Regions from separate parts of the Homo sapiens genome. Here region 2 is linked to region 1. The links are chromatin loops, found by intact Hi-C in ENCODE. Cell type or tissue: CD4-positive, alpha-beta T cell. All regions are shown on one strand. Region 1 holds the start of SH3PXD2A-AS1 (SH3PXD2A antisense RNA 1). Region 2 overlaps SH3PXD2A (SH3 and PX domains 2A).

What was found. Peaks named below come from ENCODE experiments on the same cell type or tissue, not always from the same donor. Only the 100,000 strongest peaks of a DNase experiment are listed, where the experiment ranks them.
Region 2: it touches region 1 in a loop (1.8-fold over the local background); 5 of 110 quality-filtered maps call a loop at or near these places.

What each region holds. Positions count from the first base shown.
Region 1 is chr10:103,744,783-103,747,282 of GRCh38, reverse strand. All of the region lies in intron 3 of SH3PXD2A (SH3 and PX domains 2A), which reads left to right. SH3PXD2A-AS1 (SH3PXD2A antisense RNA 1) reads right to left here and starts at 504. Exons shown (of 3, transcript NR_038940.1): 1 at 187-504. RefSeq lists enhancers at 1-20, 21-521, 938-1,459. In CD4-positive, alpha-beta T cell, no CTCF peak of the experiment used is centred here; a DNase peak (open chromatin) is centred at 1,442; H3K27ac peaks cover 945 bases.
Region 2 is chr10:103,791,555-103,794,054 of GRCh38, reverse strand. The region is part of intron 2 of SH3PXD2A (SH3 and PX domains 2A); the gene reads left to right. Among named protein-coding and RNA genes, the nearest start is that of SH3PXD2A-AS1, 46 kb to the right of the region's middle. In CD4-positive, alpha-beta T cell, no CTCF peak of the experiment used is centred here; no DNase peak of the experiment used is centred here.

The DNA.
Region 1 (2,500 bases):
ACACTCTGGCCCCACTGTGTCTGCGTCCTGGAGGGTGAATCCACCCCTCTCCCCAGCTCTGGCTGAAGCTGCCGTCCCTAATGTGTGGGGTGAGCTGTATTTGCTAGTCTGCCAGGGGTCTGGGGGTGTGTAAATGAGAGACAGCCTAGAGCAAGCCAGTGTGAACACACACTCACACTCACTCACCTTTCAGCAAGTCGCGGTCGGGGTCCCTGTGTGCCCGTCCTTGTGCTGGGCCCTGAGGATACGTTCGTGGGCTTCACTGGCTGCAAGAAGCTTGCATTCTGTCCTTAGGGAACGCTGTAAAGAGGCAGGTTCAGAAGATCATTATCAATGGTGGCAGATTCTGGGAGGGAAACAACGGAGGCCGGAGAGAGAGGGCACATGGCCACCAAAGGCCTCCCAATGAGGGATGCAAGGCAATGGCTGGGCAAAGGGCAGCAGGAACAGTGCTCCAGGAACAGGAACAGGGACAGCGAACACACAGGCCTGAGGTGGGGAAGAGCAGGATGTGTCTGTGGCGTGGGCAGAGTGACAGGAGATGGGCGGGCGGAGAGAGAGGCAGGAGCTGAATCCTGCCCGGCCACAGAAGGGAGTTTGGATTTTATCCTCAGTGCCCTGGGCAGTCACTGAAAGGGTTAAGCAAGGGTTATGGTTTGAGAATATTATTCTGAGGCCAGGCGCAGTGGCTCACGTCTGTAATCCCAGTACTCTGGGAGGATCGCTTGAGCCCAGGAGTTTAAAACCAGCCTGGGCTACATGGTGAAACCCAGTTTCTACAAAAAAATACAAAAAATTAGCCTGGTGTGGTGGCGCATGCCTGTAATCCCAGCTACTCCGGAGGCTGAAGTGGGAGAATCACTTGAACCCGGGAGGCAGAGATTGCAGTGAGCCGAGATCACTCCCCTGCACTCCAGGCTGGGCAACAGAGCAAGACCCTGTCTCAATAAATAAATAAATAAAAATAAAAAAGAAAGAAATGGTTCTGGTCCCACTGCTCTAGAATGCTGCTCAAAAAGACTTCCATTCCATTTGGTTCAGCAAAGATGTATTAGTCCCTCCATGGGCCTGGGACTAGGTGCTTTATCACTAGCAGACACCCATAAAATCCCAGTTGACCCACCTGGGGTGAGGGAGAGAAAGATACTGTTCCCTTCAGCCTGGCTCTGCTTACTGGGTATGGGAACCTCCGAACCAGAATTTGGGAGATCGTTCTTCCCTCCAAGGTGCGCTGATGCTTTCTGCAAGCAAGCCGTGGCTGCAGGAGGGTGAAGGCTTCACTCTGTCGTGAACCCCAGTGGGCTTTTGCAAGTGTGTTTCCCTGGGCGTGTGGGAGAGGGAGTGGGGAGTGCTGGAGCGGGCAGACACACCTGTGTGAGTCACCCTAGAATGCCCCTAGGGGGCGGGTGGAATGAACAATTGGCCTCCTTGCCATTGTGTCACGTCCTCTGCCCTCTGAGTTGGGCCTCCGAGAAACGGAAGCCGTGTGGGAGACACAGATGTGTTTATGGGTTGGGTGAATCAGGAAGGGCAGCCGCAGGCTGAGGGGAGCTCGTGTTTGGCCTTGGTGGGAAGCCAGGTGGATGGACTGGGTGCCTGGGAAATGCTTCTGGTACTTGGATTCCACGTGGCCAGCAAGGAGACAGGCAGGGCCCACCCCACCCCATCCCACCTCCTTGACCTGGAAGTGTCAACTCATAAGAGATCCCATTTGTTCACCATTTGCCATGGGCTGGGCTCCATGCTAAATGCTTTTACAGACTCATTCACTGGCTCCTCGTAATAGTCCTTTGCATTAGACATTACTGCCTCCCATTTTGTAGTCTGAGGAAACTAGCATTCGAATAGGTTATGACTCATCCCCTGTCACATAACAGTAACTGGCAGAGCCAGATGTACCAGTCAGGACTCTCCTGGTGACAAGAAATAGACCCATCTCAATCTGGCTTAAGAAAAAAGGGGAAACTTATTGGTTCACATAACTGAAAACCAAGAGTAATGGTTTCAGGCATAGCTGGATCTAGGGGACCAAATCTGTGTCTCTTAAGCCCTCAGCTTTGCTGTCTTTTCTGTTGACTTAATTCTCTGATAGGCTTCCCCCAGGTGGTAACAGAGATACATAAAGATGCTTCCTAGCAGCTTGGGGCTTGGCATTTATGAGTTAGCAGCTGTAGAGAGAGAACACATCTCTTCCTGGTAGTTCCAGCAGTAGTCCCAGGCTGATTCCCACTGGACCAATGTGGGTTGCATGCCCATGGCTGGACTGTACTTAATGATCAGCCCCAGAGTTTGGGATGGGATCAACCCCACTGAAATCCCATGGACTGAGAATGAAGGAGGGATTGTTTCCCAAAAGAAAATCGGGCACTGTAATAATTAAAAGCTGGCAGACAAAACCTACCAATGTCTACCATGCTAGACTTCAAGCCAGAGGCAGCATCTTGGCTCTAAAGAGAGATTCATGGGAGCCAGAACTCAGGGCATGGTGTCAGTATGCCTC
Region 2 (2,500 bases), 47 kb before region 1:
TGATGTCACTTACGGAGCTTTATGGGATCATTGCATTTTTAGAGTTAGAGGAGTTCTTATTCCAAGTGCCTCACTTTGCAGGTAACAAACTGTGTTAATTTTTCTATTCATTAAATTTATATAAGCTTTCATTTGGTTTAATATCCAAAGCAGGCCTCAGCTGAGATCAACCTGGGGTGATCCCAGTGTGTGCCAAGAACCAACCTGAAAGCAGAAAAGAGGAGGAAATGTCTCTTCCGCAGGCACTCTGCCTTTTAATCATTGAGGGAATTTGTTCGAGATTACTGACCCTAGACTAAAGCGATGAGGCCACAGCCTGGGGAGGTAACCTGCTAAGTTCTAAGAATGATCTTGTACCAAGGATTGCAGAGAGCTCCAGCACACCTGGTGTGGCAGTGCCAGCTCCAGAATGTGCTGAGCATGGGTCATTGTGAATGCTCACATGCCTTAGACAGAGGAGAACATCAGCCTTGACTGAGGTCATTCACTGGTCCCAGGCAGGCACAGACAGCCTCATGTTGTTTGCAATGGCAAAAATGGGAAACAGCCTAAAAGACCATCCATACAGAGTTGCTAAGTCAACTGTGATATTCTCACAGCACTTAGTACAGCAGTCAAAGCAAATGAGACTGATCCATGGGTGGATCTCCAAGAAACATTCTGAACAAACAATGCAAGTTTCAAAACAGTACTTATAGTATGATAATAATTATATAAAAAAAAACCCAAGAACAAGATTTATATTTTGCAGGTACATATCCAGCATATGAATGTAAATGTTTTTTAATCTAGAAGGCTGTACTCCAGATTGGTATCCGACTCATCTCTAGATGGGGGTTAGGGATATCAGTAGGAGGAAGGGCTTGATAAAGGGGGAACCTTATCTTAATGTTTTACTCTTTTAGAAAAGGAGAATGCATTCATATATTATTTGCAACATTAATATTGAATAGTTAAAGAGTCACCTATTGGGGGAGCTAGGGTTGGTGGGAAGTCAAAAATAAAATATGTCTTTCCTGGTCATTATGGTATAATGGGACAGAAAGCACAGGTGAAAAAAGTAAACATAAGAACATGTCTAACAAGGAGGACATGAAACTCATTATAAAAATCACATTACCTCATATTTCCTGGACCATCATTCTAGATCATTCCTGTGGAATGTAAACTGGTTAGATCCCATTACAACCAACCCCAGGGACCTGTCCAAATTATCTTGTCCAACTGGAATCTTGTATTCAGATATTACTCAAAATCTGCAAACTACATATTGAGGCAGGAAGCAGTTGGGTGGGGGTTCTTGTGTCATGACGAAACTGTACTCAGAGTTGTGTGTTGCTGGGGCACAGTGGCTAAGGGCATGTGCTCCAGGGCCAGGGCACTTGGGTTTCAAGACCAGCCCCAGCGCTTACTGTCTAAGCTTTGATGAGTGATTTAACCTCTCTGTGCTTGATTTCTCATCTGTATAATGGGTGTATAGTAATAACTGCCTCACTGGGTAACAGGAAAAATAAAATGACACAGTCCATATAAAGAAAGCCCTTAGGATAGGACTGGCACAGAGACGCCAGACAGGTAAGCTGAAATGTCACCAATTAGGCCCTCAGAAGCTTAAAACTCCAAAAAGCCAGAGAGCCCCACTCCATCTAGAGACAGAAGTTTCTTCCTGTGCCCCGTTAATGTAGACATCACTTTCACCAAATAGCTCGGCCTGCCTCCAGGGAAGAGAGGCAGAAGGCAGTGTTAAAGGTTTTCTAGATAAATGATTTTCACCTTCAAAGTTTAACTACAAACCTATTTCCCTTCCAACAATGCTGTTAGGAAAACATTGTTTTTTAAAAAGTAATTATTAGTTGACAGCTTTTCCTTGCTCCTGGAAAGAGGCATCTTTGATTCCTGAAGGAACACATAGGGGTTCCAGGGGAGCCTTGTGGGGCTTCCATCGGCTCTTGGGGATTCCCTGGCTGGCTCCGCTCCACCTGGGAGCTGGCTGGGCTCCAGCGCCCCTTTCAACTTGTGCCTGTGGCCTGAGTATGAACTCCAGCTTCCTCCTGCCTCTCCTGAGTTCCCCTTTGGCAGATCCTGTTAGCAGGTGAGGGAGTTGTGGAATATTGGGAGAGGAAGACCAGGGTGAACTGGCACCTCTGGGCAGGCTCAGGATGGGAAAGCCAGTTACCATTGAGTTTGAATCCTGGGGTTACCTGGGTCCGGCTGGAGGGTGTTGGGAAAAGTTTGGGTTGATCTTTTTTCCCCTTTAAGCAGATGGAGTTTGCAACTTCTCGTGCAGTTTCCCAACCTTGTGGGTTTAGGAAGACCCCTGTGCTTGTGGGGGCCTCTCAGGTCCAGAGCAACTCGGGACCTGGTTCCAAGCAGATGGAGAGAGGTACGGAAGGAAGGTGGTGGCAGCGGGGATAGAGCATCTAGGAGAGGTCTCTGCACATCTATGCATAAAGGGAAATAAGACCCAGAGGGCTGAGCTCAGGCCCTGAGAATCACCGCC